Linked DNA regions of Homo sapiens: region 2 is linked to region 1. The links are chromatin loops, found by intact Hi-C in ENCODE. Cell type or tissue: HCT116. All regions are shown on one strand. Each heading gives the region's core, and the rest is flanking DNA. Links, peaks and the distances in the headings are about the cores only.

Evidence for each region. A loop is a pair of places that touch in the nucleus more often than their neighbours do. Peaks named below come from ENCODE experiments on the same cell type or tissue, not always from the same donor. Only the 100,000 strongest peaks of a DNase experiment are listed, where the experiment ranks them.
Region 2: it touches region 1 in a loop (12-fold over the local background); 6 of 110 quality-filtered maps call a loop at or near these places.

Annotation. Positions count from the first base shown.
Region 1 is chr7:139,426,707-139,441,864 of GRCh38, forward strand. It overlaps LOC100129148 (a long non-coding RNA gene), which reads right to left and starts at 820. Exons shown (of 3, transcript NR_033999.1): 1 at 695-820. It also overlaps a transcript of KLRG2 not described here. RefSeq lists an enhancer at 62-698. In HCT116, for the core only: a CTCF peak has its summit at 8,042 (motif pointing right); a DNase peak (open chromatin) is centred at 8,038; H3K27ac peaks cover 801 bases.
Region 2 is chr7:139,612,463-139,627,620 of GRCh38, forward strand. It overlaps HIPK2 (homeodomain interacting protein kinase 2), which reads right to left. Exons shown (of 15, transcript NM_022740.5): 6 at 14,139-14,323; 7 at 7,939-8,101; 8 at 1,824-2,031; 9 at 740-861. LOC105375530 (a long non-coding RNA gene) reads left to right here. Exons shown (of 4, transcript XR_001745383.2): 3 at 1,651-1,795; 4 at 3,001-3,091. Among named protein-coding and RNA genes, the nearest start is that of CLEC2L, 96 kb to the left of the region's middle. RefSeq lists an enhancer at 8,429-8,488 and a silencer at 13,927-14,137. In HCT116, for the core only: CTCF peaks have their summits at 6,590 (motif pointing right) and 8,580 (motif pointing left); DNase peaks (open chromatin) are centred at 6,619 and 8,559.

The DNA of each region.
Region 1 (15,158 bases), core at 4,663-12,662:
TTTTTTTTTTTAAGACAGGGTCTCACTGTGTTGCCCAGGCTGGCGTGCAGTGGCGCAATCTCGGCTCACTACAGCCTCAACATCCTGGGCTCAGGCGATCTTTTCACCTCAGGCCCCTGAGTAGCTGGGACGACAGGTGTGTACCACCATGCCTGACTAGTTTTAGTAGAGACAGGGTTTCATTGTGTTGGCAAAGCTGATCTCCAACTCCTGAGCCCCAGCGATCTGCCTGCATCAGCCTCCTAGAGTGCTGGGACTACAGGTGTATGCCACTGCGCCCAGCCTACATCACGATTTTATTATATCTTGACTGTTGATAATTAAAATTTCCTGGGATATAAATAAGGCAATATGAAGTTGCCCTTTCTCAGTATTTTTCTTTGTACTGCCTGTTATTTGAAAAAGCATTTTCTCCCTCAGGGGAGTTAGGAAAGGTTAGAGAGCTGAGAGAACAGGGTTTCCCTGGGCAGAGGCCGAGTAGGGGAGAGCAGGCAGGGGTCTGTCAGCAGAGTAGTACTGGGGCCATGCATGAGTGGGGCCTTGGGGGCTCTAGGGTCAGCAGGCAGCACACTGGCATGTTCTCCAGGTAGCAGCAGAAACATTAGGGTGTTAGAGGTTTGGGGTCTGCAGGCATATCTGGGGATCAGAACAAGCTAATGGCCAGCATTGGCTGAAGCAAGGCTTTGAGACTCACAGAATTGGGCTGTCAGTCAAGCAGGGATCTAAGAGATGGGGCCAGCCAAGCAGAAGTCAAAGGCTGGTGCCAGCATCAAAATCTGCTCTGATGCTCCTTTGGGAGACTGATTCTTCAAGTCTCAAATGCTGTTCACACCTGTCTCTGGATGCTGTTGGCTACCTGTAAAAGAAAATACATTCAAATGGGCTTAAACTCTGAAGGGACCTTAGCAGCTCGTGTGATTGAGTTGCATGCCAGCTCCATATCTTGGACTAGCATCTGAGCCCTATATCCATATGAAGAGAAACCATTTCATCTTGTGTCTCTTAAGAGCAAGGCAACTTTTCCCAGAACCTCTCGCAACCTTTTTCTCACATCTCTGTCCCTGGCACAGAGACCTACATAGACGATGCCCGATGAATGTGGAATGAATGAATGAAGTGCCTCATGTTTTCCAACATAAATTAACTCACACGATCTCATTTGATTTGTATAGCAATCCTGTGGTTACTCGAAGGGACCATATTCTATCACCATCATGCCCGTTTTTCGGAGTAGGAAGCTGAGGCATGCTGAGTGACTAATAGGACAGAGTCAGCCGACACCTTTTTGATTCTAAGTGAAAGGCTCTTTCTGGCATAAAGTATTGTGACAGGTAGGATTCAGCTGGGAGTGGCAAGAAGGGAGGGAGCAACAGAAATGTCCATTACAAAAAAGACTGAAATGAATGAAGCAGGATGATAACTGCAAGTACTGTCCCATTTCCAGCACCTTTTATTCTAGTCTCATGGTATCTCTCAAGCTGATTGTAACAGATAAAAAACCGATAGTTATCCAAATAACATGGTATATAGGAGTTACCATTTTTTGTTTTTTGTTTTCAGACAGGGTCTCACCATGTTGCCCAGGCTGGGGTGCAGTGGTGCACATGGCTTTCTATAGTTTTGACCTCCTGGACTCAAGTAATCCTCCTGCCTCAGCCTCCTGAATAGCCCTGCCCCCACCCACCACCCTCCCACTCAGCTAATTTTTTAAAAAATTTTTTAAATTTTTTTTTGCAGAGATGGGATCACACTATGTTTCCCAGGCTGGTCTCAAACCCCTGAGCTCAAGTGATCCTCCCACCTTGGCTTCCCAAAGTGCTGGGAGTATAGGTATGAGCTACCCTGCCTGGCCAGTTACATTTTTTGATTTCTTGATATTTTTGTTCAGAAAGTTTAATTTACTTGAAATCAATATGACAATCTACTAGGTAATGAAACACAAAGGAGACTGAAGAGATGATAATCAGTAAAAGGGCTTGAACTCTGATTGGATCTTTGTTTAAAAGGCTGGAATAATGAGAAATTAGGATATGGATTGAATATGAATTTATTGTTAATTTTATTAGGTATAATGGTGGAATTGCCATTACATAGAAGAATATTCTTAGGAGATAAGTGCTAAAGTATTTAAGGATGAAGCATCTGGATGTCTGCAGCTTACTTTTAAATAGTTCAACAATTTGATAAACACATAAAGAGCGGGTGTAACAAATTGTTCACTGTTAGATCTAAGTAGATCACTGGTTTTTCAACTTTTGTGTATTTTTGAAAATTTTCACAAAGTTAGGGGGAGGAACTCTTAGATTTTCCATTTAAATAATCACTTTAGGCCAGGCGTGGTGGCTTACGCCTGTAATCCCAGGCTGAGGTGAGTGGATCACGTGAGTTCAGGAGTTCAAGACCAGCCTGGCCAACACGGTGAAACTCCATTTCTACTAAAAATACAAAAATTAGCCAGACGTGGTGGCGCGCACCTGTAATTGCAACTACTCTGGAGGCTGAGGCACGAGAATTGCTTTAATCCTGGAAGTGGAGGTTGCAGTGGGCTGAGATTTTGCCACTGCACTCCAGCCTGGGTGACAGAGCAAGACCCTGTCTCAAAAAATAAGTAAATAAATCATCACTTCAAGTCGTTCTTTTCTGGAGGCCATATATATGGGTGTTTTTCTTTTTCTTTTTCTTTTTTTTTTATTGATCATTCTTGGGTGTTTCTCGCAGAGGGGGATTTGGCAGAGTCACAGGACAATAGTGGAGGGAAGGTCAGCAGATAAGTGAACAAAGGTCTCTGGTTTTCCTAGGCAGAGGACCCTGCGGCCTTCCGCAGTGTTTGTGTCCCTGGGTACTTGAGATTAGGGAGTGGTGATGACTCTTAACGAGCATGCTGCCTTCAAGCATCTGTTTAACAAAGCACATCTTGCACCACCCTTAATCCATTCAACCCTGAGTGGACACAGCACATGTTTCAGAGAGCACAGGGTTGGGGGTAAGGTCACAGATCAACAGGATCCCAAGGCAGAAGAATTGTTCTTAGTACAGAACAAAATGAAAAGTCTCCCATGTCCTCTTTCTACACAGACACGGCAACCATTCGATTTCTCAATCTTTTCCCCACCTTCCCCCCCCTTTCTATTCCACAAAACTGCCATTGTCATCATGGCCCGTTCTCAATGAGCTGTTGAGTACACCTCCCAGACGGGGTGGCGGCCGGGCAGAGGCGCCCCTCACCTCCCAGACAGGGCGGCTGGCCGGGCGGGGGGCTGACCCCCCCCATATGGGTGTTTTTAAGGCAGGGTTCCTCAAAATACGATCTCTAAACACTCTGAATCAGAATCACAAAATAAAATATTCAGATGGCCGTTGAGCACATAAAAGGAGAATCACCATCATTGCTCATTATGAAATGAAAGTTAAAACTGCCGGGCGCAATGGCTAATGCTTGTAATCCCAGCACTTTGGGAGGCTGAGGCAGGCAGATCACCTGAGGTCGGGAGTTCGAGACTGGCCTGACCAACATGGAGAAACCCCATCTCTACTAAAAATACAAAATTAGCCAGGCGTGGTGGTGCATGCCTGTAATCCCAGGTACTTGGGAGGCTGAGGCAGGAGAATCACTTGAATCTGGGAGGCAGAGGTTGTGGTGAGCCGAGATTGAGCCATTGCACTCCAGCCTGGGCAACAAGAGCGAAACTCCATCTCAAAAAAAAAAAAGTTAAAACTATGAGATCCCATTACACATCCACTAGAATGATCAAAAGTAAAAAGACTGACAGCACCTAAGTATGAATGAAGATGTAGAGCAACCAGAACTCATTTGCTAGTGGTGTTGTAACATGGTACAGCTATTTTGGAAAACAGGCAGCTTCTTACAAATAAGCATATCCTTACCATATGACCCAGCAATCCTCCTACGTACCCAAGGGAAATGAAGACTTATGTCCAATCAAACACTTGTATTTGAACATTCATAGCAGCTGTATTCATAAGAGCGGAAATATCCATCAATTAGAAAGCAGATAAACAGGCCAGGTGTGGTGGCTCACCCCTCTAATCCCAGCACTTTGGGAGGCCGAGGCAGGCAGATCACTTGAGGTCAGCAGTTCGAAACCAGCCTGGCCAACATGGTGAAACCCTGTCTCTACTAAAAATACAAAAATTAGCTAGGCATGGTGGCAGGTGCCTATAATCCCAGCTACTTGGGAGGCTGAGGCAGAAGAATCACTTGAACCGGGGAGGGGGAGGTTGCAGCAGTGAGCCGAGATTGCACCATTGCACTCCAGCCTGGGTGACAGAGTGAGACCCTGTCTCAGAAAAAAAAAAAAAAAAAGGTTAAATTGTGATACATCTCTATAAAGGAAGGGATTACTGACACAAGCAGCAACATGAATACCTTTAAAACATGCTGAGCTAATAAATCAAAAGCTGAGCTAAAGGAATGAGACACAAAAGAGTACACATACTGTACAATCAATTCTCTATGTGAAATCCTAGAACAGGCAAAACTGGTTTCTAGGGACAGAAAGCAGGTTTGCCTGGGGCCGGACCTCAGGGAGGACCAAGGATTAATGGCAGAGAGGGAACTTTCTAGCGTGTTGGAAATCTTCCATATTTTGATTGGCAGTAGTTACATGGGTGCCTACATTTGTCAAAAGGCAGTCTTAAAATAGATACACTTTCTTCATTATGCCTCAGTAAATCTGATTGAAAATATATACACTTTTTTTTTTTTCCTGTTGGCAGTATGGACTCTTTTAGGCAGGGTAGCTCAAAATGTGGCTTCTGGACCACCAACCAGCATCAGAATTACCAGGAAAATTGGGAAAGACCTTGTTTGGGGACCCCCATCCCATGCCTGACCTACTGAAAAACCAAATATCCAGAGCTGCTCTTCTGTGGCCTGCGATCCGCTAGGCCAGCCTGAGTCAGAGCCCGGCCTCAAAAGCTCCACTACATAAGCTGGGGCTGGTGGTAATGTTGAGTGTCAGTTTCAAACAATAGCAGCTGGCAGTGCCTGGTGGGAAGAGACTAGAAGAAGTAGAGGAATTCCATGCAGACCAACCTACTGTGTAGCTCTTCTCTTCAAACTTCTGCTTGTAGAAAGCAAAGGTATGCTCTAAAGTAGAGGTTGAAACTCATGAGAATTTACCTTGGTGAAAGAAAGGGTTAGAAGCTATTTTTAAAAAGCAGTTGCAGGAAGCATTTCTGAAGTCAGAACTTCTCAACCCAGGCTGTACACCAGACTCTTGTGGACCTTTTAAAACATCTAATTTCTATTTTTATCAAAGGAGACATGAATATGGTGTTTTTTAAAAAGGTGGAGATGGTTTTAAGTTTGTAAATGTATGTTTTAAAAAAAAAAAAGTCAGTCCTGACCAGGCACGGTGCCTCACGCTTGTAATTCCAGCACTTTGAGAGGCTAAGGCAGGAGGATTGCTTGAGCCCAGGAGTTCAAGCCCAACACAGGCAACAAAGGGAGATCCTGTCTCTACAAAATATTTAAAATCTAGCCAGGCACAGTGGCCTGTGCCCGTACTCCCAGCTGCTTGGGAGGCTGAGGCGGGAGGATCACTGGCGCCCAGGATGAGACTGCAGTGAGCTGTGATCACACCACTGCACTCCAGCCCAGTCAACAGAGAGGGACTCTGTCTTTGAAAAAAGAAAAAGAAAAAAAAAAGTCTGCCTACAGCCTAGTCTCGCTGTAAACTGATTCCTCTTTGGAGGGAGACATTTACAGAGTTTAAATTATATGCAGGCGAAATACACAATCTTGAGAGTACAGCTTGATGGGTTTTTATATATGTATGGTCATTCCTCGGTATCTATGGGGGATTGATTGCAGGACCCCCCCCCCCCAATATTTTTTTTTGAGACGGAATCTAACTGTTCCTCAGGTCTGAGTGCAGTGGTGTGATCTCGGTTCAGTGCAGCCTCCGCCTCTGCTTCCTGGGTTCAAGCGCCACATCTGAGGGTGCACAAGTCTCTCATACAAAATGGTGTGGCATTTGCACATAACCTATGCATATCATCTCTGTATACTTTAAGTCACCTCTACATTGCTTATAACACCTGATACAATGTAAATGCTACGTAAACAGTTGTTACATTGTTTGTATATCATTTGTATTTTTTTAAATGATTTTCTCCCAAATATTTTAAACCCAAGGTTGGTTGAATTCACCGACGCAGAATCCATGGATAGGGAGGGCCAACACCCAACTCCCACCCAGATCAAGATACGGACCATTTCCAGCACCCTAGAAAGTTCCCTGATGGTCCTTCCAAGCTAATAGTCCCCGCTTCTCAAGATAATCACTATTCTGACTTCGGACACCACTGGTTAGAACCACTTTAGGTGCTTTCTGTGGTTCCTCCTTGTATTTGTTTTCATAGTTCTAAATAATGTTTATACTGCTGTTTCTTGGCTTGCCAACTTGGGACAATGGTAGCTTTCTCGAATAGCAGACCAGACTTTCACTCAGTCTCCATCCTCACCAAGTAAAACAAAAATGTTCCAGATTTCCAGGCCCCGGGATCACTCCTACCACTACCTTGGCTTACTCAGATTGAATCCTGCACCTGGGAGGAGTCTGAGTACCTGTGGTGTGTGGTTTTTTTTTTGTTTGTTTGTTTGTTTGTTTTTTTGGAGATGTAATTTCTTGTTGCACAGGCTGGAGTACAATGGCACAATCTTGGCTCACCACAACCTCCACTTCCCGAGTTCAAGCGATTCTCCTGCCTCAGTCTCCCGAGTAGCTGGCATTACAGGCATGTGCCACCACACCCGGCTAATTTTGTATTTTTTAGTAGAGACGGGGTTTCTCCATGTTGGTCAGGCTGGTCTCGAACTCCCAACCTCAGGTGATCAGCCTGCCTTGGCCTCCCAAAGTGCTGGGATTACAGGCGTGAACCACTGCGCCCGGCCTTTTTTTTTTTTTTTTTTTGAGATGGAGTCTTGCTCTGTCACCCAGGCTGGAGTGCAGTGGCACATTCTCGCCTCACTGCCGAGAATGCAACCTCCACCTCCGGGGTTCAAGTTATTCTTCTGCCTCAGCCTCCTGAATAGCCGGGATTACAGGTGCCTGCAACTACACCAGGCTAATTTTTGTATTTTTAGTAGAGACAGGGTTTCAACCATGTTGGCCAGGCTGGTCTCGAACTCCTGACCTCAAGTGATCCCCCGCCTCGGCCTCCCAAAGTGCTGGGAGCACTTCAGTGTGAGCCACCGCGCCCAGCATCACGCCCAGCATCACGTGCGTTTTTTAACCTCACAGGCGATTCCAGCCAGCACCTGTCCCTGGGGAGCCCTGAGCCTGTGGTACTTGGCCCTGAGGCTGGGAGGAGCTGAAAGGCTCCTGATGTCCCAGACACAGGATGTTTGCTGTGAGGAGCTTGGAAGTTAAAATAGAGTATGTTCTCAGACTGCCAGGTTAATTTGCAGTTGGAATAAGAAGCAAGCCGTGAGAATCACTAAAGTGTTTCTAAGATTTTTATTGCTTGTCAAGTACATCCTTTAGGGCTCCGCGTCTAAATATTTAAGATTCCAGCTTTGCTCTTATCAGAGCTCAAATGTGGCCACAGTTCTCCCACCCTTTGCCTGGTCATAATTCAGAACCAACTTATCACCATGGTTTGTTCTCATTCTCCTTCTCTTACTCCCAACCAGTGACACCCGGGCTTCTGCTTACAGCTGGAGGCACTGGCCACCTACCTTCCTTCCTTGGCTGGGAGCATCAACAGCCAAGCCCCTTTACACGGCAGTCATCTTGATGAGTTGCTGGGGCCAAAGCCTGCCCTCCCTCCCTCTGTAAGCAGTATGGATTCCTTGTGGCCTTCTGAGCCTTCTCCTTGCTACTCAAGAGTTTCCAAATCAAAAGACTTGCAGCCTGTTCCTGTTTTTTAAAAGTATTTATAAAAGCTGAATGTCAATTTTCTACTTAGAGTTATAAATAGAAGCAGATGCTCTGGTTTGTTGATCAGCACGCTGTGTTCTTACAGGGGAAGTCAAAGAATCCGAAGTGTGCTTGGAGCATAGAACTAGCGCAAGAGGGCGCTAGTGAGGCGGTGCGGCGCGGGCGGCCAGGAGCTAGGGTTTGAAAACAGACTTCGGTTTGAGCCCTGAATCTGCCACTTAGAAGCTGTGTGCCCTTGGGAAGCGATAATAATACATTTACCAAAGTCAGACTAGATAACCCCAGCACTGAGGAGTTATCCACATCATCTCTTCGTCCTTCACAACAATAAATCTATAAGCTAGAAGTTACCATCTCCAGACTTACAGATGAGATTGCTGAGGCTTAAAAAAGTCAAAAAGGTACTCAAGGTATCATGATAGGGCCTGGGGGAGTTGAATGTAGTTTAGATTAACCCCAGGACCTACTACTTTATTTTTATTGCGTTTATTCAAAGGCAAAACCTGTAAGAGATGCCTAAAAATGATAATGGCTACCTTTCTTAAAAAAACTTTATTGAGATTTAATTTTCCCACAATAAAATTCACCAATTTCGGCTGGGCGCAGTGGCTCACGCCTGTAATCCCAGCACTTTGGGAGGCCGAGGGGAGTGGATCACTTGAGGTCAGGAGTTCGAGACCAGCCTGGCCAACATGGTGAAGCCCCATCTCTACCAAAAACACAAAAAATTAGCCGGCATGGTGGCAGGCACCTGTAATCCCAGCTATTCGGGAGGGTGAGGCAGGAGAATCGCTTGAACCCTGAAGGTAGAGGTTGCAGTGAGCCAAGATTGTGCCACTGCACTCCAGCCTGGGTGACAGAGCGAGACTCCGTCTCAAAAAAAAATCACCAATTTTAAGCATACAGTAAGTTGACAAATGTATCCCACCACTGCAATCATGATATAGAATAGTTCCATCTCCCCACAAATTCTCTCCTGGCCTCTCCCAATCCTCTCCTCAAACCTCTGGCCCCGGCAACCACTGATCTCTCTAGCATGAGCTTTATCTTCTCTAGAACTTTATATAAATGGAGTTATTGGCATACAGACTTTCATGCCGACTTCCTTCCCTTAACACGATGCTGCTGAGACTCACCCGTGCTGTGTGCATCAGCACATCCCACCTTTTCACATTGAGTAGAATCCATTGTAAGGGTGCCCCGCCGCTTACCCACTTAAAGTCATGTGTTTATTTGCTTTTTGTGTATCTTTTTGGTGAAGTGTCTATTCAGATCTTATATAGGGCCTGTAATTTTTTTTTTTTTTGAGATAGGGTCTTGCTCTGTCACCCAGGCTGGAGTGCAATGGCACAATCTTGGCTCATTGCAACCTCCACCTCCCATGTTCAAGTGATTCTCCTGTCTCAGCCTCCCAAGTAGCTGGGATTACAGGTATGCACCACCATACCCGGCTAATTTGTGTATTTTTTAGTAGAGACAGGGTTTCACCATGTTGGCCAGGCTGGTCTCGAACTCCTGACCTCGAGTGATCTGCCCACCTCAGGCTCCCAAAGTGGTGGGATTACAAGCATGAGCCATTGTGCCTGGCCGGGTCTGTACTCTTAACCCGCACACTCTACCTGCGCATTTTTTTCCTCGAGTCTCATCTATTAAATGGAAATAAAAACGCAAGCATGGAAGAAGACTGCTGCTGTTCCGTCTGCCCTTCCCCCACTGTCTAGGGAACCCCCCCCTTCACACCTCTGCAGTCACACGAATGTTTTAGTCAATGTGGACGTTTCCACACTGGTAACAGTGACAGCTTAGTGGTCCAGAGGCGGGTGCCTGAGCCTGTTTAAAACAATCCCAGTCCTTCCTTGGGACTAGTTTCTAGCTTGGACTGGCTGTTCTCTTGAACTGAGGATGTCACGGAAGTTGACAGCTGTTAGTGGCCATGTGCCGCCATGATAAAGCTGGCCACCGCAGAAGCAAGTGACCCAGGCACAGGAAGAGGGGTCGAGGCAGGACATGAGGAGCCCGGCTCCAGCCAGTCCCAAGCCCAGTTGTATCCCTACTCTTGGCCTCTCTAAGGCCCTCCTGAGTCTTCTAATCATTTCTCTTTCTTGCGTAGGCAGCTTGGAATTGGGTTTTTGTTACTAAAAGCCAAACTAACCCACTAATGTACTGGGTCATTGTGGAAATTCCATGCGCTCTATATGTAAACTGTTCACACACACTACCTGGGGCATGGCAGAGTCACCACAGATGTTGGCTACGACACTGCCAGGTGGCCAGTCCCAGCTAGAATGGCCAGGCACTGGGTCCTGCTGCCCTCACTTCACTCGGTGTCCTTGGATCCTCACAGCCTCACCCGGACTGTGTGTGCAAGGACCTTACGGGTTTGAGGTGAGGCCGGAGCTTGACAGGGGACGAAGAACAACTTAACACCCTGTGAAGTGGGAAATGCCATCTGTGAGAAAGACGCCACTGTGCAGAACTGACAGACCCAGCCTCTAGACTCTTCCTACAGATATTCAAGAAATGAATGATTTGGCCAGGCGCAGTGGCTCATGCCTGTAATCCTAGCCCTTTGGGAGGCCGAGGCAGGTGGATCAGCTGAGGTCAGGAGTTCAAGACCAGCCTGGCCAACATGGCGAAACCCATCTTTACTAAAATACAAAAATTAGCCAGGCATGATGGCGGGTGCCTGTAGTCCCAGCTACTCGGGAGGCTGAGATGGGAGAATCGCTTGAACCCAGGAGACGGTGGTTGCAGTAAGCCAAGATTACACTACTGCACTCCAGCCCGGGCAGCTGAGGGAGACTCCATCTCCAAAAAAAAAAAAAAAAAAAAAAAAAAATTCATCATTAGTTTGTTTGTTTGAGACAGAGTCTCGCTCTGTTGCCCAGGCTGGAATGCAGTGGCATGATCTCAGCTTACTACAACCACTGTCTCCCAGGTTCAAGCAATTCTCATGCCTCAGCTTCCTGAGTAGCTGGAATTACAGGCATGTACCACCACACATGGCTAATTTTTTGTATTTTCAGTACAGATGGGGTTTTGCCACATTGGCCATGCTGGTCTCCAACTCCTGACCTCAGGTGATCCACCTGCCTCAGCCTCCCAAAGTGCTGGGATTACAGGCGTGAGCCACCGCACCCGGCCATCATTAGTCATTTTTCTACGAGTTATTAGGCATAAATTGTGAAACATTCACAGGAGGGATTGTGTGTTTGAGATCATCTCTGGTCCAGTTCTTTGCCTCTCCCTGCATCCATGCCCTTTGCCACCTGAGCCTGCAGCTTCATCTACTTCAGGACTGGCTGGACTCCCCCACCCCTGCCCACTGAGTTTGGCTGTTTCTGTGGCTCCAGCTAGTGGCCTGTTGGGGAAAGAATGGTGTGTCAGTTCTGACCTAGGCCTCAAAAGGCCTGCGTGTTTCTTTTGGCTCTCTTGCCATTGTCATAAGACTATGTCTGCCTATCCCAGTAGCTGGAGGACAATGAAGGACACACGGAACAGGGCTGCTCCAGCCAAGGCCGGGCTAGAGAAGGCCACCCAAGCCAACTTGCAGATGTAGGGGAGCCCAGCTGAGATTGGTGGAGCCGGCCAAACAAACGTGTATTGTTCAGAAATGCAGTTTTATTTATTTTTGAGATGGAGGTGTCTCACTTTGTCACCCAGACTAGAGTGCAGTGGTGTGATTGTAGCTCACTACAGCCTTGAACTCCTGGGCTCAAGTGATCCTCCCACCTGAGTAACTGGGACCACAGACATGTGCCACCATTCCTGGCTATTTTCCTTGGTATATACAGGGTCTTGCTTTGTTGCTCAGGCTGGTCTAGAACTCCTGGGTCCAAGAGATCCTCCTGCCTTAGCCTCCTAAAGTATTGGGATTAGAGGCGTGAGCCACTGCACTGGATCAGAAATGCAATTTTAAATGAGATACCACCATACACCGATCGGTAGGGCTGAAAGTAAAAAGACAACACCAAGTGTTGGTGAGGACTTGTAGCACCTGGACTTTCATGCATTGTTGGTGGAAATAGAACATGATACACCTTCTTTGGGAAACATTTTGGCAATTTTTTTTTTTTTTTGAGATGGAGTTTCGCTCTTGTTGCCCAGGCTGGAGTGCAATGGCGTGATCTCAGCTCACTGCAACCTCCACCTCCCAGGTGCAAGTGATTCTCCTGCCTCAACCTCCTGAGTAGCTGGGATTACAGGCATGTGCCACCACACCCGGCTAATTTTGTATTTTTAGTAGAGACGGTATTTCTCCACATTGGTCAGGCTGGTCTCAAACTCCCAACCTCAGATGATCCCCTCCCCCCCCCCACCCCGCCCCGCCTCGGCCTCCCAAAGTGCTGGGATTACAGGCGTGAGCCACCATGCCCCGCGTGGCAATTTCTTAAAAGGTGAACTATATACTTAGCACCTGACCCAGTGATCTAATCCCCAGGAATCCGGGAGAAATGAAAACACTTCCATACAAGTACTTGTACTGACATGTTCATAACAGCTTAATTCATAACCACCCCAGACTGGAGACAAGACTAATGTCTATCAACTGGTGAATGGATAAACACATTGTAGTACTGTGTGCCCATACAACAGAATGAGCTGCTCATATGTGCAACATGAATTTCCAGAAGCATTATGCTGCATGCAATGCACATGCTGTGTGACTCCGCTTCTACGAACTCTACAACAGGGAAGATGGACGTGGTGGAACACATCAGGACAGTGTCTGTCTCTGGAGTGGATGTGGGGTCATGGGGAAGGGCCTTGAGGGAGCTTTCTGGGGGGCTGTCAAGGGGAAACAGTTCAGGTGGTTGGAGCAGGGAGAGACCAGGGCGTGCAGTTAGAGGCGAGGTTTGAAAGGTGGGTGAGGCCAAGTGGCAAGGGCCTTGTGTGCATGATCTGCTTCGGCTGTTATCCTGAGCAGAGCAGCCGACACTCATGAGGGTTCCAGGCTGGGCCAGAGACTCAGTCTTCCTCTTTTTGCCCAAGCTGCCATCCCTCAAGACACTTAGTAGTTCCCTGCTTCCTCCCCAATTTCTGGCACGTGATGCTCTGGAAACGTAAAGCTTGCAGGGTAACATGAACCTCCTGGACCCCTGCCTCAGCACAGGAGGGGATGCAGATGTTGGTTGGGAATAGCGGACACAAAGGTGATGGGTTGGTTTCCCAGGACTATCGTAACAAAGTATCTCAGACTGGGTGGCTTAAACAACAGAACTTTTTTTCACCAACCTGATGCTTTTGTTTAAAAAAAATAATTAAAAACAATTAAAAAAAACCAAAAACCCAGAAATTTATTCTGTCACAGTTCTGGAAGTCAGAGTCCAAAACCAAGGCATGAGCAGGGCCATGTTCCCTCTGATGGTGCCGAGGAAGGATCTGTTTCTAGGCCTCTCTCCTGGCTACTGGTAGCATCAGGCATCCCTTGGCTGTCTTCTCCCTGTGTCTTTTTTACATGATGTGCTCTCTACGGGCATGTCTGCCTCTGTGTCCAAATTTCTACTTATTTTAAAGACAGAGTCTTGCTCTGTCGCCCAGGCTGGAGTGCAGTGGCACCGTCTCAGCTCACTGCAGCCTCCGTCTCCCAGGTTCGGGCAATTCTTGTGCCTCAGCCTCCTGAGTAGCTGGAATTATAGGTGTGTGCCACCACACCTGGCTATTTTTTTTTTTTTTTTGTATTTTTAGTAGAGATTGGATCTCCCTATGTTGCCCAGGCTGATCTCGAACTCCTGTGAGCCTCCCACCTCAGCCTCCCAAAAGTGTTGGGATTACAGGTGTGTGCCACCACACCTGGCTTTTTTTTTTTTTTTTTTTTTTTTGTATTTTTAGTAGAGACTGGATCTTCCCATGTTACCCAGGCTGATCTTGAACTCCTGTGAGCCTCCCACCTCAACCTCCCAAAAGTGTTGGGATTACAGGTGTGAGCTACCATAGCCGACTTAATTTGTGTGTTTTATAACAACATTAGTCAAATTGGATTAGGGCCCAACCTAATGATCTCATCTATTTTTTAAATAGAGATATGATCTCACTATGTTGTCCAGGCTGGTCTTAGACCCCAGGGCTCAAGTGATCCTTCCCCTTCGGCCTCCCTAGTAGCTGGGACTACAAGCTTGCACCACAGTGCCTGGCACGACCTCATCTTAAAAGACCCCATTTCCAAATAAGTTCACATTAATAAGTATTGGGAATTAGGACTTCAACATTTTGGGGGACACAATTCAATCTATAACAGCAGGCTCTATTTTAATATTATTTATTTATATGACCCTCATCTAGCAGTCTGTCAGCTTCAACTGACAACCATCAGCTGTGTAGATTATATTTCTTTTATAAGTGTATTGAGGCCGGCCATGGTGGCCCATGCCTGTAATCCCAGCACTTTGGGAGGCCGAGGTGGGCAGATCACCTGAGGTCAGGAGTTCAAGACCAGCCAGGTCATCATGGCAAAAACGCTGTCTCTATCAAAAAATACAAAAAATAGTTAGGCATCAATCCCATTACTGGGTATATACACAAAGGATTATAAATCATGCTACTATAAATACACAAGCACACGTATGTTTATTGCAGCACTATTCATAATAGCAGACTTGGAACCAACCCAAATGTCTATCAATAATAGACTGGATAAAGAAAATGTGGCACATATACACCATGGAATACTATGTAGCCATAAAAAAGGATGAGTTCATGTCCTTTGCAGGGACATGGATGAAGCTGGAAACTATCATTCTCAGCAACTGTCACAAGGACAGAAAACCAAACACCGCATATTCTCACTCACAGGTGGGAATTGAACAATGAGAACACATGGACACAGAGAGGGGAACATCACACACTGGGGCCTGTTGGTGGGTGGGGGACTGGGGGAGGGATAGCATTAAGAGAAATACCTAATGTAAAAGTTGATGGGTGCAACAAACCAACATGGCACATATAAACCTATGTAACAAACCTGCACATTGTGCACATGTACCCCAGAACTTAAAGTATAAAAAAAAAAATAGCTGGGCATGGTGGTGCACACCTGTGGTCCCAGCTACTTGGGAGGCTGAGGCAGGAGGATCCCTTGAGCCCAGGGAGGTAGAGATTGGATTGAGTCAAGATTGTGCCATTGCACTGCAGCCCAGGCAACAGAGCAAAAATAAGTGTATTGAATCTCTTGATTCATCTATTGAATAGGGCTCTCTTCTGGCCACCACGTTCTGAACCAAGGCTGGCTATTTAGACAGGCTGCAGCACACA
Region 2 (15,158 bases), core at 3,732-11,731, 180 kb after region 1:
GTGTGACTCTGATGAGCAAGTTATTCTGCTTCAGTTTCCCTATTTGTCAAATGGAGACAAATACTGTGGCATTGTGGGGATTAAATCAATTAACAACTGTAAAGTGCCCTGGTATAATGATGATGTATTTGTTATCAGGGTTCGAGTGTCATTAAGGATTGTTACTGTTATCATTGCATCACTACTGTTACCTTACGTTTACATAACACTTTACAAATTTTCAACCATTTTTCATCTCTGCCATCTCATTCTACCATCAGAGCACCTACATGGATACAGAGATAGAAGGTTCCAGCTTACAGTAACCATGAGCCTGGTTTTTCAACTATAAAATGAGAGGATAATCACCAAGGCTCCTTTTGGCTCTAAAAACTCATTTCTATTTTACAAGAAAGAAATTTGAGGCAAAGAGATATTAACTGACTTGCCTTAGGTCATAGACAAGTTACTAGCAGTTAGGATTAAAACCTAGGTATCCCAGATTAATTTGCATTTCAAAGATATAATAATAATAATTTCCCCAGACTCTCCCTGTATCTAAATTTCTTCTTGGAATTGTAAGCAGATACTTAGGAAGGTAATTCACTTGGGGACCATTTAGAATATTACAGATACATTCCAATGACTAGAAGCACCTAACTCATTACTAGGGAGAGAGGGAGTGGAGATATATATCTTTTGTGAACAACATTAACACAGGTAATGGTAATACCAGTAATAATAAAGGAGAAAGAATTACCTGGGCAAGCAGACCTGGTTGGATCTGAAGAGGCTGAGCTCCTGGGGCTTGAGTGACGATGGGAACTGCATTTTCCATTCGCACCGAGTAGCCAGCGTGCTTAGAGGGAGAGGCCTGCAAGCCTGTTCCAGACAGTGTGAGGGAGAGAAGGGTTAGCTGAGACGCTGTGAACAGCTGGATGAAAAGAACCTTCCTGGGCAGTTATGTCAACTTTCTGCTTCCCTTTGCACTGGTCACTGACAACAACCAGGTATTGCCTGGTCCTTGGAAGTCTCCCCTTTGGCTTCTAACAAATTAAAAAACAAAACTCCTCCTGAAATCTTGAATGTCTTCAAAGGCTAGAAGGTCAGATTAAGGAGGCTGTAAGGCCAAAAGTAGGACAGATATGCTCGCAGATTACAACAGGAAAACAAGGGCTTCTGACCATCAAGATGTACCTGTGTATGTCAAAATGAGGGGTGTTGGGGAGATGTATGAACCCATTTGGAATTGCATTGACTGTAACCACACAGTTTACACCATGAGGCTTGCAAAAATAAATTCTTAAGCTTTCTGGGTAAATTGTAACAAAGTACACAGTCTAGCTTCTTAGAGTCTACAGGAGAGGAGTGCTGGGGTCATGGCCAAAGAATTGTTTTGAGGAGGGGTCCCAGGGAAGTACTTTTCAGACTGATGGATATTCTTCATGGGAGCTGGGACTATGTCGGCTGTCAGAGATTGGCAGTTTTCTACAGATAACCCACACAGAGGATATTTCATGCGAGGAAAAGCAAGAGCTGACATCAGCATAACAATGAAAGCACAAACTATGTACTTATTTACAGACAGCTGGCCAGGGACACAGTCCCTGGCAGGTGTGAGAGTCACAAAGGATTGACTTGGTGCTGAGGCATAAGCCCTATTGTTTCTAGGTTGGCCACAGTAGGAGAGGAGCCCTCTAGTTCAGTGATACCAGCGCTCTCACTGGAAGAAATGAGGAGGGCCTTTCTCCATGAAAATGAGCGTGACAGAAAACTGCAGGTGCCGGAGCCCCAGAGGCCGTTCTGTAAGAAGCAGGTGAGAGGCTGTGGCTGCTCAATCTTACCTTGGAAGCCGGGGGGACACACGATGAGAGCTTGCTGGAACGGGTCAGGCCGGGCACAAATCTGGGCTGTTCCTGTCTGCAGGGGCATGCTCCGCTGGGCCACTGCAGCCATGGATGCCGCTGAGGGCTGGTAGAGTGTAGATGGGTAGTTTAGTATGGAGACTTCGGGATTGGCTAAGGAAATAGTGGCACTGGTAGAGGAGGGAGCCTAAAGGAGTGATGGGGATTAAACAAAAATAAACAAAAATAAAAAATGAGGGAGGTGGCATGTTGGGAGACACGAATCTAAATCAAATAAATGAACTCAAAGAAGAACAAACAAACAAAAACTAAGAGCAGAAAGGCAAAAGCAGAGAGGAGTGGAAACACGATTGAAAGTCGCAGGGAAAAGCAGGTCCCTGAAAACATGGGAGACAGTCACCTTGGTGTTCACATTCAGACTTGCTCCTGGCATTTGTGAGGCCCAGACAAGAGGACACACGGATGCCTGCTACCATGTCTAAATGCTGAAAAGGCTAAAAATTAGGCTAGAAAACTGTTTAATAAAATGTTCTGCCTTTTCATTTTGACAAATACACCTTCCCAATAACCGGGAAGACCAGGCGTGAGTTGAGGACTATGGGATTCCTTGGGTTCTGTGCTGACACATGGTGACAGGGAGAGAGCTGGACCTTGCCCTCCTTCTCTCTGCCCAAGCCCCATTCCATCCCACAACATGATGAGCTCTGGGTGCCTGGACCTGCCAGCCTGCACGTCCAAGCTCTGCTCACACTCCCCTCGGGCCTGGTGGGTGCAGTCCACATGTGGGAGGACAAATCCAGGGGGAGGCTCTTGCAGGCCCTAAAGGACTATGGTCTCAGTACCCAGAGCTTGGCACAGGAGCACATGCAACAGGCGGAGAGCAGGGCCGAGGAGGGGCTCAGGACTATGGGCAGTACTGTTTACAGATGTCCTTAGATGGCTGCAAAGCTTAGAGAAGTACAGGAGATGTATGCAGAGAGGGAGAGGGACATGTTGAGCCTGGGGCTTTGTGTCTGCATCCCATGCATTCATGTTGGTATGCAGTGACAAAGCCTGGCAGATAGAAAAGATGCTGGTGTGTCCAGATAACTGAAATGGAGGTGGCTTTGACAAACACAAGCCATTGACATTATGTCCTCTTGCCTTTCTTTTTCAGAAAAAGACATCACTTGAGACTGAACTTGCATGAAAAATGAGGCTGTATAAGGAAAATAAATTCCAACTTTGGAATTCTCCAGTTTCCCCTATCTTAGCCTTCATACTGATCCTTTAGCAAGATAGGTGGTTACCAGTGGTTTCACATTCAGCACTGTCTACAAGAGGTTTTGCCTCTAGAAGTTACAAGGACCAGGGAATACATAGGAAGAAACCACGAAGATATCTTGGACACAAATAGAATTTCAAGTAGGGTGTGTATGGATGTCACATTTGATAAAAAGGACAAAGTCTTATTTTACATATGTTTTCTATACTTAGATTTTGTGCTAAATTTCATTGCAAAGCAAATTGATTTGTTTGAAAATAATCACGAAATTGAGTGGCACAGATGTCTGATTTTAAGCCACATATTTTAAAGTGGGTGTGCTTTTGCAGCGTCGCATAGTCTGCTTGGGACACGTGTGTACATATGTGGGCATCAGTGTCTGTGTTTTGTCAGATGACATGACTTGTATTTCCTGTTTTCTCCATATCGCGATCTCTTCCGGAGGCTTCTTCCCCCTCAACCCTCCACATTCCCCATGGTCTGCTCATATCTAGACTCCCCCCAGCCCTTAGCCCCTGTGGGTGTCCCTGCTGGGGGTCCTGGCACCTGTATCCTCTAGGTTCCCAAACTTCTGCTCGGTGGTTCCACTTTCTTGCCAGCCACTGCTCCTGCTGCTGCTTCCTTCCTGATGTCCCTGGAATCCACTGACTCTTTTCAGTTGTGACTTCCTGGTGCCTGGGACCTATAAGGCCCTGACTAGAAATGTTCTGGTCTCTACTTCCCTTCCAGCCTTCTTGAGCACAGAGGGTAGATCATTCTTTCCACAAGACACCTTTGTGCATGTCAGCACCCCTGCTCCAAAATCCCAATTACAGCTTGATGAACATGGTATGCGCCTGGTCTAGTGCCCTGTTTTCCCTGGTTTGGCCAACCTTACCTTCTAGACTTATCTCCCTCTGCTCTCCACTCTTCTGACACCAAGATTAGTTTACTCATTGTTTTCCAAGCATACTGTGAGCACAGGCCTTTCCCTTCATACAAGCTCTCTGACCCATAGCATTCTCTCCAAGCCTTTGGGCTTTAAGGCCTAGCCTGGGTCCCACATGCCCCATTGTGAAACCCTTTCAGACACCATTAATGGAAATGAATTGCTCCTTCCTTTGCTATCACACAGTACAATATAGCCTTCTAGCCCAGCTCCTGTTACAATCTGCCTTACAGTACAGTTGGTCTTTCCAGCCTAAAGTCTCCTGGGAGGGAGGGGCTGTGTCTTAGTGGTGTTTTCCTCCAGCCTGCAGTGGTCTCTCCTTCCTCTCGATTCTGTAACACATAATCTGTTTGTCTACCTGGCCCCTAGTACATGCTATTCTGCATTTTGATTAAACTATTTTTGCTTACAGCCTGTCTCACCATGGAGACCATGAGCTCCTTGAGAGGCTGAATCTTCCAGCTCTGTAGACTCAAGGACAAATGGCACTTGTGTCCTGATATGGACCCAGTCTCCAGTGTGACCATCAGACATGCATAAGGTTTTCCCCTAGTTTCGAACCCTGCTTAAGGACCAGTTGAAGAAGCCCATGTGAGGGCAACAAAAAGTTTTCTACTTCTGTATATCCTCCTTTAGCTCTCAGAAAGGTAGCTAGCCTATCACTTGCCAGAGAGGAGCACACAGAGAACTGGGAAGAGCTCTTGCAGCTGACAGATAGTAATAACAAGAAAAAACAAGTTAAAAAAAATCAGAGACTGGGGTCTTGCTATGTTGCCCAGGCTGGACTTGAACTCCTGACTCAAGTGGTCCTCCCACTTCAGCCTTCCAAATAGCTAGGATTACAGGTGTGCACCACTGTGCCTAGTGAAAAAGCAAGTTTATTGATGACACAGGTTTTCCAAAAATGGAAGAAGTGATTCCTGGAAGCAGTTGTAGTAGACGTTCAAATGGTTCCAGAAGGAAGGGGTTTGAGCTTGGTCTATAAACTCAAATTCAAATTCTTGGTAGAAGGCTAGGTCCAAATAATAGAATTCCACGGAAATGTTAGAGAAGTTGCTGATCCACATGATAAACAAGGAATAGCTGAGAGAAGACTTATTATTCAACATGTTACCAACTGGGTAACCTGAAAGTTTTAGAAAGTAGAGGAAGTCAGCTGCCTTGAGACTTAACGGGTTATGAATTATTGACCCAGCTTCCTTGAGACCTAAAAGATTGTAGATTCATGATCATTTGGGAAATGGTTCTTTGGTTAGTCTACTGGATATATGTTAAAGGTAGCAAGAGATTCTTTAAGTAGTTTAATGTCCTTCAACTTCTAACATAAAACTATGCATATATTGTATTGCTTCTAAATATCTAAATGGGCAAACAGCTCCAAGGAGCTCATGTAGAAAGCTAGCTACTAGAACCAGCAATGAACAGAAGAAGTCTTGTTGGATTTAAAGAGCAGACATCACCTAGGAAAGGCATTTGGGGACCTCCATAAGACTTACTTAAGACTTACTTATGCTGCTGTGTATGTATATTTTAAGAGTCCAGACTCTGAAGCCAGATTGCTGGCTGCAAAGCCTAAGCCCACCTCTCATGAACGAGCAAGGGCCTTGGGTAAGAGAATTAATCACTCGGTGCCTCAGTTTCCTCCTCTAAAATGGAAATGATAATAATAAAACCTATCTCACAACGTTGCTGGGAGGATTAAGAGTTATGGTACGCTTAGTAAAGCCTGGCACATAATAAGTGTTAGCTATTAGTAATGATGTTATTTAATAACAACAGTATCAGTGGAGGGAAAGCATGCCTTAGTGCTTAAGGCTAGGTGTGTCCTGAGTAATTTTTTTTTCCTGATGTATTCAAAAGTAGGGAGTAGTAGAATCCAATGCAAGAGAACAGAAATCCTGTTCTTGGACCCTTTGCTTTTGTGGGATGTCATTTTCCCTTACCCACGACTCTGGCCCAAGCATCACACTAAGTTACCAGCTACTCCTACTTCACCCCAGTCCCAAGCCAGATCTGGATGGTCTCAGTGCCGTGGAGAAGACGGGTGTTCTTATTTGACAACTGCCTTTTGATGAGCAACCCTTTTAGTTTTGCAGAGTCTTTGCGACACCCTTTGGAGTGGATATGCTGGCTGTCATATCACCAGCAAGATGGCGGTGGCCCCCCACCCCGCGTCTGGTCAGGGACCACAGTTCTCCAGCCTGGCAGAAAGACATCCATGGGAAGGACAGCCTGCTGGGGAGACTCCACTTGACATGACGCCTGCATTGGAGGGGTGCTCCTTCCTCCTGTTTCACAGATGCCTTTGATACCTGATGGGGCAGATGTTAGATGGGGACAGGTAGTTTGGGGTTAGGGAGTTAAGACCAGGTGCCTCATGAGGGCTGGTGGGAGAAACAAATGTCTTCAAGGAGGTAATGAACAAAACCATGCTGATTTTTGTCAAGAAGCTCACAGGTCTGGCTATGGATGCTTTAGCCTTAGGGCTGGGCAAGGTTAGTTTTCGGACTCCCAACAGCTCTTTCACCCTAAGGAGAGCTTCAAGAATGCAAACGGCCCCCAGAGGGCAGCAGATACCAGGTGGTGTCTCCTAGAATTTGGGCAAAGGGAGATGGCAGGCTGGGAAGAAAAGCTAGGCCTGAGCAGGCCAATGTGCCACAAGGATGGCCTAGGGGAAAAGGGTGGGAAGGGGAGCGGCTGAAAAGCAGGGGGCAGTGACTCTTCAGTGACAGGAGGGACCTTTCAAAAAGAATGGACATAAGGTATTCACATTTCAGGTACACACACATCCACACAGAAGTCTTTTCATTCCAGATTGATATTAAGAACAAAAATCTGGGGGCCCTTCTTTAGGGGAACTAGGAGGATTGAAAGATGGGAGTAGGAGTTACAGTTTCTTAGACACTAGAGGCAGTCTCAGCTCAGACTTGGAGATTATTCATTCAATAAATATTGCCTGGGTGTCATCCAAGTTTCAAGCAGTATGTTAGCTGCTCCTTCTGCCAATTTCCTGGAAATCTGTGGGAAGAAAACCTTAGCTTCCTGATCCCATTTAGTTCCAGCTGCTGGGATTCTGGTGACAGGCTGATGAACTGATTTTCTCCATGACTCGGAGAAAGGACAGGGTTTATCTGTCCCAAAAGGAGATCAGGTAGATCCAGCCATGTGGGGACGAGGGGAAGGGCCTGAACTGGGTGATTCCCTGAGTCCTTCCCAGTTCTAGAATCTTTATTTTTTTTAGATTAAATCCATGTTTCCATGATCTTTTTCTTTGTTTTTTGAGACGGGGTCTCACTCTGTCCCCTAGGCTGGAGTGCAATGACATAATCATAGTTCACTGTAGCCCTGAAGTCCTGGGCTCAAGCACTTCTCTCACCTCTGCCTCCTGAGTAGCTGAGACTATAGGCATGCACCACCATACCCAGCTAATTTTTTGTATTTTCTGTAGAGATGGCGTCTCACTGTGTTGCCCAGGCTACTCTTGAACTTCCTGGCTTTAAGTGATCCTCCCACCCTGAACTCCCAAAGTGCTGGGGTTATAGGCATGAGCCACTGTGCCTGGCCAGTTCTAGAATTCTTTACCAGGCACATATCAGGCATAAAAGGATCATAGCACCCCCTTCCCCCTATTCCCACATCAGGACAGAGGAAAGCAGTAAGGGGAACCATCTCAGAAAGAATGGCCCTCACCAGTCCTTTCTGGGACCTGTCAATGGGGCCAGAAGTCAACACAAAATGTGCCTGGGTCCCTCAAAGGAAATAACCTTGGATGCAAATACTTTGTTTAGTTGTTGAACATGACAGCAGGAATTTTGCCTCCTGACTAGGTATGATGGAAAATACAAGTCCTGAGGCTCACACTGTGCAGCCCCGCCTCTCCTTCCCTTCTGTTTCCCACTTACCTGGTTGTGGACAGTGGTCAGCTGGTTGTTAAAGGTCATGGTCAGGTTGGTGGACGTGCTGGGGGCCACGTGCGTGATGAAAGGGGTTTTGCTCTGGTTCACCGTGTCATACATATTCACCCGACGCTTGCAGATCTCCATGTTCTGGAAACATGATTTGACGCTGTTCATGCAAAAGGCAGAGGCATATTGAGACATAAGGGGAGGGGAAGAGGGTAACGTGGGATGAAGGGGAGAAAACAAAGGAAAGGAGAGAAGGGTTAATTCAGTAAACAGGACAAGCAGGGAAACTAAACTTTAGGTCTAAGTTTCTTGGATTGCTTGTGCAAAGCCTGTGCATTTGCAACAGGCACGGTTATTCAGATGAATTTTCTCCAGTGCCCTACTACCCTTTCTCCATATAGGTTCTATATATCACAACAAAACTGACTGCTCACACTGCATTCTCACATCAGGTCCACCTGCAGCATCACTGCTCATTCTCAACTCTCAGCCTGGTTTCTGGCCCACAAACCAATGTATAAGCTCTCTGAATGGGAACATTAACTAGTCACTTATAACCCGCCTCCACCTTTCCCAAAGACAACCCTTGTAGTCACCTGCTTCAGCTACCCTGGGTCACCAGCACCACCTAGGGGACGGCCAAGGAACTCTCCAACCCAGTATGGTGACCCTATTGCCACACTTTCTCCCACAGGGGTTGTGCAGGTAGGTAATGGAAACAGTAATAATACTAATAATTAATAATAGTGGTTAACATTTATTAGTGTCCTAATAATAATACTCTGCAACCTCTCACTCGGTCCGGCAACATCCATAAGACGGAGACATGATTCTCGTCCCTACTTCACGAGTAAGGCTGAAGCTTAGGGAGGTAGGGAGTTTGCCAAGGATAGGTAATCACTGGCTACCTTCGTGTATACACATACGTCCTCTTTCACCAACTTCAGCCTTCATTTTCTTGTCTAAGTCTTGTCCAGCTACATGAAATAGAAATTTTCTCCTTTTCTTCCCCCATTGCATCTGTGTATCAAAACAAAACCCCAACTACAAAAGTAAAGTATAAAAGTGGTGCTGAAACCAGCATCAGGGAAAAGGAAAGCCACAAGTGGCTTCAGCCACCCAAATTCTTGAAAATCGACCAAAAAGTGTCCTTCAGAATTTATACAGCGCTTCTCATTCATTTCTTGTAGTTAAACTTACTTTTCCTCAAATGCTAATATTCAAGATAATAAAATCCCTTTTAGTCTGGGTGGGGTGGCTCACGCCTTAATCCCAGCACTTTGGGAGGTCAAGGTGGGTGGAGTCCAAGAGCTCAAGACCAGCTTGGACAACATAGGGAGATCCTATTCTCTACAAAAAAAATATAAAAATTAGCTGGCTGTGGTGGCACGTGCGCATGGTCCCAGCTACTTAGGAGGCTGAGGTCGGAGAATCACTTGAGCCTGTGAGGTCGAGGCTACAGTGAGTCATGATTAGGCCTCTATATTCCAGTCTGGGTGACAGGGTGAGACCCTGTCTCAGGAAAAAAAAAAAAAAAAAAATTAAAAGAAAAAGAAAAAAAACTCATTTAATTTTCAACTCAAAATGTCTATTTTAATTATAAAAAATGTAATAACTGAATGAGTAAAATAAAAGTTTTCTACTATTTTAGGATTACAAACGTGTACTACTTCAGTACTCTGTGGGTATGCTATCTTTGGGGCTAAGCAGGTGTCTGTGGGCTATTCCCAAACATCCTGTGAAAAATGCATTCCAAGTTTCAAATGACTGACTGAGACGCGACTTAGAGAGTCCTACTTCTTTCTAAGATTCTGACCACTTACACTGGCTGCGTCATGCACACGACATAACCATTTACGGACTGATGATGCTGAAGAGAAAAGAAAACATATTCTGCGGTATCCAGTAGGTAAAAATACTCCTAATAATGCTGTTAATGCCAGTGTGTTTTCAGCTCCTACTAAGTACCAAGGTCTTGTGCGTGGAGGCTGCAGCATAAAACCAATGCATTTTATATTCTTTTTGGAATGGGCTTAAAGCATTTGGTTTCGTGACAATTCAACACAAAATTTCCATACCCCTTCAGAATTTTCCAACTGAAATATTTCAAGTTTTGGGTTTTAGGAAAGGGCAAGTCCTTTCACTTTAGGTTTATAAGAAGATTGGTTTTTTAAAAATTGTGCACTGGAATCCTGGTATGGAGAAAGGAGTGGGGTCTGTTTCACCTAGTAATCCAGTAGCTGTGGCTCAGCTCCCAGGGCAGGGGCGCTACAGCTGCATGGGCCTGGAGATTTATCCTTGCCCTGGAGTTCTTCAAGGTTTTCCCAGCAAGTTCTAGAGAACTTTAGGGATCAGGCCTACTTTCAGGCAAGCCTAGGTGTGTTCAGAGACCCACCTTTCCTTCTTAGGCTAATTTCTGAGTTCTGACTTGTCAGTGCCCCTCTTGGGTCCCAGATGAAGTTCTGAATTGGTTGCTGATGCTCACGGTCTCCATGTGACCAAGCCGTGAAACACTCTACTGATTCTTCCTTACAGAACCCAGAGGTGGAAGGACTCTGAGGTCATTAAAGCCCCAGGCTTTATGGGGGTGACTATCTGACTGTTTTGGTGCAGACGGCTAAGAGGACCTCTGTAGAGGGCACCCCTATCCTCAGTCTCCTATCCGTAGCTGTTTCTCAGTCATCCCATTTTACCCGTGATATCAAAAGACTGAAATCATGGGAGCCCTATCCAGTAAATTGCCAAGTCTGCTTTTCTTCTTCTTGTGGTACAGATGGACAGCTCTGTGGCTGACCCCTATGGCACTCAGAAACAGGACAAATCCAGGCCAGGCACGGTGGCTCACGCCTGTAATCCCAGCACTTTGGGAGGCCGAGGCGGGCAGATCACCTGAGGTCAGGAGCTCGAGACCAGCCTGGCCAACATGGGGAAACCCTGTCTCTATTAAAAATACAAAAATTAGTCGGGTGTGGTGCGTGTGCCTGCAGTTCCAGCTACTCGGGAGGCTGAGGCAGGAGAATCGCTTGAACCTGGGAGGTGGAAGCTGCAGTGACGCAGTGAGCAAAGATCGTACTGCTGCACTCCAACCTGTGCAACAGAGTGAGACTCTACTTCAAAAAAAAAAAAAAAAAAAAAGAAAAAAAGGACAAATCCCATAACAAGAGTAGGGGAGGGATGGGTCCAGATTCCTTTGTACCGGAGTTCAGTTGTTTCAAGCATGGTTTTACATTAAAGAGGCACTATCTGTTTGTTGCAATGCCATTTGACTTGCTTCACTGATAGTAAGGCACAGAAATGAAATGGAGGCCCCACTATCCATGGTGGTGCCACCCACTCACTTCCTGTAGGCCAGAAAGGGGCGGGTCCAGCCTTGAGACCCAGCCCCCTCTGACTCTGGAGACAGCAGGGCCCGCCATGATACGCACAATTCTCACATCTCCAGGCTCTTCTCACAGGATTCCCTTCCCCTCCTGATCCTTATAGAATCTGCTGCTCTCTTGAGCACACCCCTTTTCCCTGCAGACGTAGGATGTGATTATTTATTCTTTTACATCCCAAGTACCTCAGGGTTGAGAGGCTGAAGTGAGACCCTCCATTACCTTCCCATCCACCAACGGCTTCCTATTTTTTTTTTTTTTTGACGGAGTCTCGCTCTGTCGCCCAGGCTGGAGTGCAGTGGCACTATCTCAGCTCACTGCAACCTCCGCCTCCTGGGTTCAAGCGATTCTTGTGCTTCAGCCTCCCAAGTAGCTGGGATTACAGAAGTGCGGCCACCACGCTTGGCTAATTTTTGTATTTTTAGTAGAGATGGGGTTTTACCATGCTGGCCAGGCTGGTCTGAGCTCCTGACCTCAGCTGATCCGCCCTCCTTGGCTTCCCAAAGTGCTGGGATTACAGGTGTGAGCCACTGCAACCGGCCATGACTTCGTTTCCTCTCCCCTTCGTTCACTGAGGCCTTTGCCACTGGCTGGACCTTCCTCTCCAAGCCATTCCCTGCCTCGCTAGGAAGGCTTCAGAAGTCACAGGTCCCTTTTTAAATACCCTGGCTTCCCGCTTACTTCTCATGTCCAGTGACTCTTGTTCTCAACCCAGTACAGCCACTCATTCCCTGGACCGTCAAACCTGAAATTGCTCCACCTCCAGAAACTACAAGTTTAAGCATCCTGTTTTCCCAGCCACATTCTTCCTCCATCTGGCTCATTCCACTATGACTATGATAACCCTTCTCTGCATTGACCAGAACACCACGTTTACTTGGATCCCCTCCCATCTTCACTTCCTTTCCCTTTGGGCAAAGTCTCCAATAGACATCATTCTGGATTACAGTTACTCTCTGGCTAGCCTCATCAGCTTCCTTGTCAATCTGTCTTCTTCTCTTACCAGCCTGGCAAAAATTCCACCTGGACAAACCTAGATCAGAAGACTCATCTGTCTTCTCTATGCCTTCACCTGGGGAGATGAGTTACACTATAAACGATTCATGTCGAACCTCAGGGCTCAACAATTCCACCGTATTTCTCTGGTCAGTTTGCTCTGCCACCTTCTGCTCCAGCTACCTAAACTTTCTACCCTTCTTAAACCACCCTCCACCTCGTTCTCAACAGATAACCTCATTGCCTACTTCTGAGAAGCAGAAGCTGTCTGACAGGACTCCCTCAACTTTTCTCCATGAGACCAGCACATACGCTGACATCCACATGCCCCTCGTCCATCTATCCTTCCAATGACACTGGCCCATCCCTGTGCTCTGAACCCTGTCTTAAAAACAATCCCCTTGACCCCTCCCCAGTCACCCCTCTATTTCTTCTCTTGCATAGCCTCACTTCATGAAAGGTTGCTATTTCTTCACCTCTCACTTGGTCTTTCAACCTGGTAAACTGGTTTCTGCTTTTACCACTCCACTGAATGGCTGCCACTGCGTTACTGACAACTTGTGAGTTGTTAAACCGAATGGACATTTTTTTCCAGACTCATTTGACTTGTGTGGCAGCAGACAGATCTTTGCTCAACACAGATCTAACCAGCTATTCCCTTGCTGAAGAATCATTTAATGAGTTCCCATTGCTTTTTGGATCAAGATTAAAAACCTTAACATGTACGGCCTGCCCTGGCTGACTGGATGCCTCACTGTCTCACCTACTGCCTTCTGGGATGGGTGCATGGTCCTGCCCATGGGGGAGTGTCCTGTCCATACAGGCAATGCCCTGCCTGCTCATGCCCATCCTCTTCCTCATCCTTCACAGGCCACTTCCTGGGAGTCTTCCTGGTTTGCCCCAAAATGAGGCTCCCCTGTGGGTATGCTCTCATCACACCTGATACTTGTCCTCATAGCAGCCTGGTGATTTGGGCATCACTTGTTTTATACCATTCTCTCTCTTACGGACTGCAAGCTCCAGTGGGCAGGGCCGTCTGCTCTGCTCACCACTGTACCCCGGCACACAGCACGCTGAAGAAATGAATGAACAAATCCAAACCCAAACTAGACTGGGTCCACTCTGGGAAGGTTCTGGGAGCAATCTTTGGCCCTGAGACTAGTTTTGCGCTACAGAGACTACCGTTTCGGGCACCTCTCTTCCTGCACAGATACCCAGAGTCAGGTTCATCCAGCTCTGTGCTCTCCTCTTCCCTCCTTTTCAGTGTGAAGCCAACTGCAGGCCAGGGACCCAGTCCAGCCACTGCCCACTTTCTTTCTTTTTTTCTTTCCTTTTTTTTTTTTTGAGATGGAGTCTCGCTCTGTCGCCCAGGCTGGAGTGCAATGGCGCGATCTCGGCTCACTGCAACCTCTGCTTCCCAGGTTCAAGCAATTCTCCTGCTTCAGCCTCCCAAATAGCTGGGATTACAGGTGCGCCCCACCACACCCAGCTGATTTTTGTATTTTTAGTAGAGACAGGGTTTCACCATATTGGCCAGGCTGGTCTCGAACTCCTGACCTCAGGTGATCCACCTGCCTGGGCCTCCCAAAGTGCTAGGATTACAGGCATGAGACACCACGCCCAGCCCTGCCCACTTTCATAAATGTTTCATTAGAATGCAGCCTCACTCATCTGTTTATGTATTGCATCTGTGGCTGCTTTCAGCTACAGTGACAGCTGAGTAGTTGTTACCAAGACCTTATGGCCGCAAAACCTAAAATATTTAGTGTCTGGGCCTTTAAAGTTTGCCGATCCCTGGTACGAAGCATCAGGCAGGACACCTACTGTGTGCTGTGGGGAAAATCGAGTAAGTGTGTCATGGTGACAAAGGGATGGTTCAGGGTTTCGATTGGAGTGATTCTCTTGTCAGCATCAATGGTCAGCATCTTCTTCAACAGGTCAATGAACTCCCGCCGGTCAGCCTTTTCTACCAACATGTCGCTCCCTTCCAAATCTGTCGTCATGTTCACCTGGACGCAAGTAAGGACAGGTTACCAAGGAAGACCCCAGCGTGCCTCCCCTCTCCTGGCTCCCCTTATTTTTTGCCCTGTAACTTCCTCCTGATCTCTCAAGCCCCCTTTCTCAGTTCCCAGGAACTCTGCCCCTATGGGAGGCACCACCCACATGTTGTCATTGCCCACAGGATGTGGCTTTTCTCTCTGCAGGAAAGGCAGAGAGGGGCTGTGCCCCAGGAAGGGGAGAGGGCTGCTGCTGGGACCTGCAAATATATCTGAATGACAGGATGTAAACTGCTCCTGCTTTCATCAGTTAAGTTGAAATGCAGCTTTCATCACTCCTCATTAAAAATAACCACAAGATGAAAAGAGTTCTGGAGACTGGTTGCATAACAATGGGAGTGTTAATACTATTGAACTGTACCCTTAACAAAGGCTAAGATGATAAATTTTATGCTATGTGTGTGTTTGCCACAATTTTTAAAAAAGAGTCACGGCCAAGCAGTACAAATAAGATACAAAAAAGTCTATGTATGTATGTATGTATGTATGTATGTATGTATGTATGCATGTATTTAACCTTTAGAGGGAAGTGGAAGGGCCTGAGTGTGCCCGTCCTCCACCTACAGCATATCATCCTTCTCATGGGTTCCCCAGTTAGGGCCAGAATTATTTTAGTCCCTGTGTTCAATGGAGTCACCTCTGGCCAAGACAGGCAGGATATCTGAACACAGGATTTTTCTTCCAAGGGTGAGTCTATACTAGGATCGACTTTAAAAGGCTTGTTTTGTGGTGATTTCTGTATTTTCCAGGACATGGTCTGGAAACCAATTTCAGTTTTCTCAGACAA